Regions from separate parts of the Homo sapiens genome. Here region 2 is linked to region 1. A link is a contact called in ENCODE Hi-C or POLR2A ChIA-PET data. All regions are on one chromosome and are shown on one strand. The core of a region is the stretch at or near the end of the contact, and the rest is flanking DNA. Distances in the headings are between cores, read along the strand shown. Region 1 overlaps PLCB3 (phospholipase C beta 3). Region 2 holds the start of CDCA5 (cell division cycle associated 5).

Region 1 (3,713 bases), core at 1,042-3,541:
CCCCAGCCCACTGGATGCCTCCCCCCGCCGGCCCCCTGGCCCCACCACCTCCCCTGCCAGCACCTCCCTCAGCAGCCCAGGTAAGGAGTGGCCTGGGTCGGGGGTGGGCTGCAGGGAGGCACCCCCCACCCTGTCCTCCAGCTCCTCACAGGGCCTCTGCTCCCCAGGGCAGCGTGATGATCTCATCGCCAGCATCCTCTCAGGTAGGGGGCGGGGTACCTGGAGGCAGGGGGCTGCCTTGCAGGTTCCCCCACCCCCCGCCCACCTTTGCTCTGCCGCTCCCAGAGGTGGCCCCCACCCCGCTGGATGAGCTCCGAGGTCACAAGGCTCTGGTCAAGCTCCGGAGCCGGCAAGAGCGAGACCTGCGGGAGCTGCGCAAGAAGCATCAGCGGAAGGCAGTCACCCTCACCCGCCGCCTGCTGGATGGCCTGGCTCAGGCACAGGCTGAGGGCAGGTGCCGGCTGCGGCCAGGTGCCCTGTGAGTGTCTGGGCCGCCTGTGTGCTATGTGTGCTGGGTGTGCTGATGTGAACATGGGGGTCGGTGGGCATGGAGAGATGGCAAGAGCTGCTCCTTGACCCCCAGGGAGGAGGGTTCAGTGCAAGGATGGAGGAGGCTTTCCACACCAGGCGTCCCTGTGTCCCCCAGGGAGTGACATCTCTTTTGAAGTCCATGAGGAGCATGTTGCCCAAACAGGCTCCCATCACTTGGGTGGAGCTAACAGGCCTCCTGGTTTGCATAACAGACCTGGCCCCATGGGATGGTGTCTGCCATCGCTTGCCAGGATGTGCCCCCCTACACACCCTCCCCATCCCAGTCCATGTGACGGGCCCAGGCATCACCCAGAGGGGTTCTCCTCGCAGAGGTGGGGCCGCTGATGTGGAGGACACGAAGGAGGGGGAGGACGAGGCAAAGCGGTATCAGGAGTTCCAGAACAGACAGGTGCAGAGCCTGCTGGAGCTGCGGGAGGCCCAGGTGGACGCAGAGGCCCAGCGGAGGCTGGAACACCTGAGACAGGTAGGGGGCCTGCAGTGGCCAGGGAAAGCCTGCTGGATAGACCCGTCGTCAGCCCGGCATCACCTGTCAGCTCCCTGTGTCCACAGGCTCTGCAGCGGCTCAGGGAGGTCGTCCTTGATGCAAACACAACTCAGTTCAAGAGGCTGAAAGAGATGAACGAGAGGTGAAAGCCGAGGATTGTCTATGGGAAGGGCTGGGGACTTCTAGTACCAGAAGGAGGGCAGAGTCTGTGCTTCTGCCGCTGACCCCTCCTCTTCCCCTGCCGGCTTCTCCAGGGAGAAGAAGGAGCTGCAGAAGATCCTGGACAGAAAGCGCCATAACAGCATCTCGGAGGCCAAGATGAGGGACAAGCATAAGAAGGAGGCGTAAGGGCACCGGGACCGGGGGCCATCTGGGTACTGGGGAGGCAGGGCAGGTGTCTGGGCCCCGAGCCATCCTGCGTTGCTCCCGTGCAGGGAACTGACGGAGATTAACCGTCGGCACATCACTGAGTCAGTCAACTCCATCCGTCGGGTGAGTCAGGCTCCCGGGCCACCCTACCCCACCTCCCTTCCTTCACTCATCAGACACCCATCTCCATGCCTGGCCTGGTGCCACGTTGCCCTCAAGGTTCTTCTAGGGCCTTTCTCAAGTGCCCAACAGCCCCAGGGTACCCACATCATACCCAAAGCCAACTGTCTGTACCAGTGTCCCTGGCTTTGGCGTCCTTGGGCCCAGTCCTCTCACAACCCTGATACATTGCCCTGGGAGCCTTCGCCCACCTGACTTCTTTTTCTTTGAGACAGAGTCTCACTCTGTCGCCCAGGCTGGAGTGCAGTGGCGCGATCTTGGCTCACTGCAACCTCTTGGGTTCAAGCAATTCTCTTGCCTCAGCCTCCCGAGTAGCTGGGATTACAGGCATCCGCCACCATGCCTGGCTAATTTTTTTATTTTTAGTAGAGATGGGGTTTCACCATGTTGGCCAGGCTGTTCTCGAACTCCTGACCTCAGGTGATCCGCCCGCCTTGGCCTCCCAAAGTGCTGGGATTATAGATGTGAGCCACTGCACCCGGCCTCGCCCACCTGACTTCTATACCCAGCCAGAGCCTCGAGGCTCTAGCCCCTCCCTCAGGGCCCCTCAGCTGAGCCCTTGCCCACCCCTGTAGCTGGAGGAGGCCCAGAAGCAGCGGCATGACCGTCTTGTGGCTGGGCAGCAGCAGGTCCTGCAACAGCTGGCAGAAGAGGAGCCCAAGGTGAGGCCATGGGCGAACAGGTGGGCAGACGGGGTGCAAGGCAGCCAGGCCTCGCCTGTGATGCCCATCCTTCTCCCACAGCTGCTGGCCCAGCTGGCCCAGGAGTGTCAGGAGCAGCGGGCGAGGCTCCCCCAGGAGATCCGCCGGAGCCTGCTGGGCGAGATGCCGGAGGGGCTGGGGGACGGGCCTCTGGTGGCCTGTGCCAGCAACGGTCACGCACCCGGGAGCAGCGGGCACCTGTCGGGCGCTGACTCGGAGAGCCAGGAGGAGAACACGCAGCTCTGAACTGGCTGAGCGAGGTGGCCACAGGGCCAGGGCGGGCGCTGGGTGGAGGGCAGGAGGCAATGACACTAATGCTTTTTTTTTTTTTTTTTAACTTTTTATCTAGAAATTTTATTTTTTTAAACCCGGGGCAAGTACCTCAGCTAACTCCCTTCATCCTCCTGGGGCCCCTCCTTCCTGCCCTCAGTCTTAGGTTAGGGCCTTGGTCAGGGCTTTGCTCCCTGTGACACCCACACCCTCGAGCTAGCAGCGTCTCCTCCCTTCCCCGGGAGAGCTGGCTGGAGACTTGGAGCTCCGGGAAGTAGGAGTCACATTTTTTTCTCTATTCTTTGGGGATTTTTTTTACATGAATAAAAGTGGATTTCAGGGACCCTGTGTGCAGTGTGATTTGGGGTGACAGGACTCTGGGCCCTAAGTTTCCTCATCTATAAAATGGACTTTGGGCATTTGGTGGGGTTGAGGTCACGCCTCCAGCCAAGGGCTGCTGGGTTGAACCTGAGCTTGCCCTGCCGAGTCTGCTGAGCTTCCGTGGCCTTCTGCTTGTGCCCTCTGCCCCCAAGCCGCTGTTCCTGTTCCCCCATCCCCATGACTTTCGTCTCTCCGAGGCTCTCCCTGTTCTCTCTTTTCTGAGGCTCAGGCCTCTGCTTCAGGAAGCCTTCCCTGCCCCGCTTCCTGTGGCCTGATATGACCCAAACGCCTAGTATCTTCCGCTGGGGCTGCTCTGGGCCCCCGACAGGCAGTTGACTCTATCAGGTGATGGATCGGCCAGGGTGGAGCAGGGCAGCTCAGAACCTGCCCAACACCGGGGGACCTGGGTCTTCAGAAATAGGTGGGCAGTAGGCCTGCCTGTGACTCTGGGGGAAGGGAAGTGGACAGTCACAGACACGCAGGGGCTGGGCCACCCAGCATCCCCTCATCCCTGTGAGGGAGATGTTATGCCTGTTTTACAGATGAGGAGACTGAGGCCCGGAGCCATCTGTCGTGTGCTAGGCCACAGCTAAGTCAAGACGTCCTGACCTGGAGGCAGGGCAGGCCTGGACCCTCCGTGGTGGACTGTCTTCAGCCAGCCTGGACCTGTCCCATGCCTCAAGACCAGCGAAAAGTGGCAGAGAGCCCACAGTGCGGGCTCCAGGGCGGGGCTGGGCTCGCAGCAGGGTCGGCTTGGCACCTCTTCAAGGCCTCTC
Region 2 (3,359 bases), core at 692-3,191, 820 kb after region 1:
CATGCTTCAGAATTCCTGGACTTCACGTCATTCCACTGGTCTTGGAGCCCCAGGGTAGCCCTTCTCAAAACCATTCTCCCCACAGCCCCCAGAGGGGTCTTTCTTAAAACACTCAAACTTGACTCGGTCACTACCTTACCCAGAACTCTCCAAAGGCTGCCCACAGACCCAAGAATGATGCCCAAGCCATGAGTGTGGCTTTTGTGCCTCATCAGGATCTGCTCTGCCTTAGGGTGCTTCCTCCCCTGCTGAGGTCTGCTGCAGACACTAAACAAATTGCTATTCCCCGAACCTTGATTTTTCTTTAAATTCCCAATCTCTGCAAACATGGCTTCTTTGACCTGGAACAAACCTACTTGTCTTTTTTTTTTTTTTTTTTTTTGAGATGGAGTCTCGCTTTGTCACCCAGGCTGGAGTGCAGGGGCGTGATCTCGGCCCACTGCAACCTCCGCCTCCTGGGTTTAAGCGATTCTCCTGCCTCAGCCTCCTGAGTAGCTGGGACTATAGGCACGTGCCACCATGCCTGGCTAATTTTGTATTTTTAGTAGACACAGGGTTTCACCACGTTGGCCAGGCTGGTCTTAAACTCTTGACCACAAGTGATCTGCCCGCCTCAGCCTCCCAAAATGCTAGGATCACAAGCGTGAGCCACTGCACCCGGCCTCTACTTGTCTTTAAAGACTCAGTTCAAATGTTTCTTCTTCCACGAAACATTCCCTGAGCCACATGGTCTGGGTTAGCTACCATCATAGCATCTAGTATTCCTTATTGCAGTCCCAGTACACAACGTTGCTATCACTTGTCATTGGTCTTTCTCCCCAGTTGACTCTAAGCCCTATCAGCTCTTCAAAGGAGTTCACATTTCTCAGTCAGTATGTCTTCAGATTGTCTATTAATGAAACATCCTTTGATAATAACTTCTGCTAAAACTGTAAAAATGTCATACACATGACTTATCTCAGAACACCCATACATGAAAGCTGAAGGCATAATGGATTAGAAAGGCAGTACGTGGAGTTAAGACATAGCTCAGCTTTTAAAGGAAGTTCCAGGAAAATGGTAGAAATACACAAGGCATAAAAAGTTAAGTGTATTAAGTCTTCAGGGAGTAATCAAGACTGGCAATGCATGCAGGTGCCCACAGGCAAACTGTTTTTGCAGTACTGCAAAACAGCTCCCTGGGCAGATGTGAGGAGCCAATGTGTGCTGTCCAGCTCTAGAGTGACCCAGATTCTACTTAATTAAGTAGATGAAAGTGAACTCACCCTAGGGCTCCTGCGAGGTGATTGGACAGCTGGGACCTGCGGGGGACAATACCAATTGATCACATAGCTGGTCCCCAGTTTTGCCCGCCTAACCACCCACAACACTCTCCTTAGCCTTTACCTCTACAGCATGGGCCACGATCCTCTTTAAGACGATGGGCTTTCTGACTGCAGCCGCACTGGGTGTCTGGAGAAGAGGGATGAACGTGAGCTCAACATTAGGTGAGGGGCCACAAGGGGAGGAAGTGAGAAATCTGGGGCTCACCTTCGGCCAGATTTCAGGGAGGATGCTCGGGAGTTCAGAGCCTGATTTCCGCTGGGACCTCCGCAGAGGCTTAGTAGGAGATGGGGCCCTTGGCCCTGGAAAGAGAAAAAAGTTAAGTGGTAGAGGAGGACTCTAGACCTTAGAGTCCAGAGAACAGGTTCTAGAGACAGCGAGAAGATTCCCAAACAAGCCCTTTTAAGGGCGCCTCCTCCGGCGGCGGCAGCGGGAGGGAAGAGGCCATCTTTCACCGGACTGCGTCCCCCAAACGGCTCGACCTCACGTCTCCCGCGCGCCCTCCGCTCACCGGAGCGCTGAGCGGCTCCTCCGGACCGCGTTCGCCTCCCAGACATAACTTAGGCTCCGTCTCGAGCTCCTCCAGCGCCGCCGCCCCGGGCGCGCGCCAACCGGGAAGGCCACTCGCTGCAAAAAACGTTCGAATTACCCGCCCTGCGGGAAAGGAAGCGGAAGTGACGTAGGGCTAGCGGTCTGCGGCCCTCGGAACCCCGAGTCTTTTCCACCCGTCTTCACCTCTAGCGGCAGCGGAGGCGTGGCCCAGGGGCGCGATGGCGTCATCAGCGCGCGCCGCACCCGGAAGAGACGTGGCAGCGGAGGGATAATCGGGGCGGCCGGGGCTGAAGGGAGAGGCGCAGGAGCCCTGGGGAGAGTGGTCCCTGCCCTTCCGCGCCTCGAGCCATCGCTACCGCCCTTCGGAACCAGTGCAGCGGCCGATCAGTAAACACAGAGACTGGGGTCTGTAGAGAAGGGGCGGGACTTGGAGGGGGTGGGGCTCAGGAGAGGTCTTGGGGGCGGGGCCGGTAGTATCGGGGAGCCTCTGATGGAGGGGCCTGGCCGGGGGCGGGATCCAGAAGGATTGAGGGGTCGCCGGAGGCGGGATTTATGCAGGGGGTGTTTCTCCGCATAAGGAGGGACAGTGGGCAGGAATCTGAGATCGGGGCGAATATGAGAGGTGTCTGGGGGAGTTAAGAGTGGAAACTGGGCTGGTGAGAGCGTAGTGGTGGCCACCAGAACCTGACTTCCTACCAACTCATGCCCCTTTCCCAGGATCGATCATGGGGCTTTGTAAGTGCCCCAAGAGAAAGGTGACCAACCTGTTCTGCTTCGAACATCGGGTCAACGTCTGCGAGCACTGCCTGGTAGCCAATCACGCCAAGGTGGGGCCTTCAGGGGAGCGACTGAGCAGGGCACTGGGTGGGCAAGGCGGTATTGGCTTCCTCCAAATCCATGAGGGGCCCCGCGCTAGAATGTAAGCCCCACAAGGGCAAGGACTTGATTTATTTTGTTCACTGATATATCCCCCGTTCCCAAGAGAGAGTCTGGTGCACAGTATGTGCTCAATAAATATTTATTGATTAAACAAACGAAAGGATGAGTCTCCTCTGTGGCTAGAGAAAAAGAGACAGTCGGACCTTGGGGTGATAGGCCGAGCAGCCCCAGCACCAGTTGTGACATCTCTCTCCCACTCCAGTGCATCGTCCAGTCCTACCTGCAATGGCTCCAAGATAGCGACTACAACCCCAATTGCCGCCTGTGCAACATACCCCTGGCCAGCCGAGAGACGACCCGCCTTGTCTGCTATGGTGAGGCCTTGGCACCTCGGGGGGATCAGGCCAGCCTCAGGGGCCAGCTTGGTGACTGGTTTCCAGGCCCTCCTCAAGCAGCAGGACAGTGAGTCCCCCGAGTCTCAGAGCCCAGATTCTAGTCCTGTTAAAGTTCCTTACCTGCTGTGTAAGTTCAGGCAAGTTATTCTTCCTTTCTAGGCCTCACTGTCTTTCCTAAAAATTAAAGCTCCTAGTTCCTCTTTCCTAAAA

Evidence for each region. A loop is a pair of places that touch in the nucleus more often than their neighbours do. ChIA-PET counts read pairs that join two places held with the same protein, here RNA polymerase II (POLR2A). Pooled maps may share reads with other maps.
Region 2: POLR2A ChIA-PET joins it to region 1 with 18 read pairs in activated CD4-positive, alpha-beta T cell. The contact joins the promoter of CDCA5 here to the enhancer-like site in region 1. A Hi-C loop is called at or near these places in 1 of 37 single-sample maps with no recorded cell type and 5 of 50 pooled maps. POLR2A ChIA-PET finds 5 or more read pairs at or near these places in 1 of 52 experiments (activated CD4-positive, alpha-beta T cell).

What each region holds. Positions count from the first base shown.
Region 1 is chr11:64,265,025-64,268,737 of GRCh38, forward strand. PLCB3 (phospholipase C beta 3) reads left to right here. Exons shown (of 31, transcript NM_000932.5): 23 at 1-80; 24 at 168-203; 25 at 286-478; 26 at 862-1,015; 27 at 1,102-1,178; 28 at 1,291-1,380; 29 at 1,471-1,528; 30 at 2,161-2,247; 31 at 2,329-2,899. The coding sequence ends at 2,532. Among named protein-coding and RNA genes, the nearest start is that of PLCB3, 15 kb to the left of the region's middle. Within about 2 kb of position 2,292, at least 5 of the 41 ENCODE cell types and tissues checked have a DNase peak (open chromatin) inside an H3K27ac peak, as active enhancers do.
Region 2 is chr11:65,082,099-65,085,457 of GRCh38, forward strand. CDCA5 (cell division cycle associated 5) reads right to left here and starts at 1,942. Exons shown (of 6, transcript NM_080668.4): 1 at 1,835-1,942; 2 at 1,531-1,625; 3 at 1,387-1,452; 4 at 1,266-1,301. The coding sequence starts at 1,880. It overlaps ZFPL1 (zinc finger protein like 1), which reads left to right and starts at 2,124. Exons shown (of 8, transcript NM_006782.4): 1 at 2,124-2,280; 2 at 2,593-2,702; 3 at 3,017-3,128. The coding sequence starts at 2,601. RefSeq lists enhancers at 1,674-1,903, 1,984-2,253, 2,843-3,359.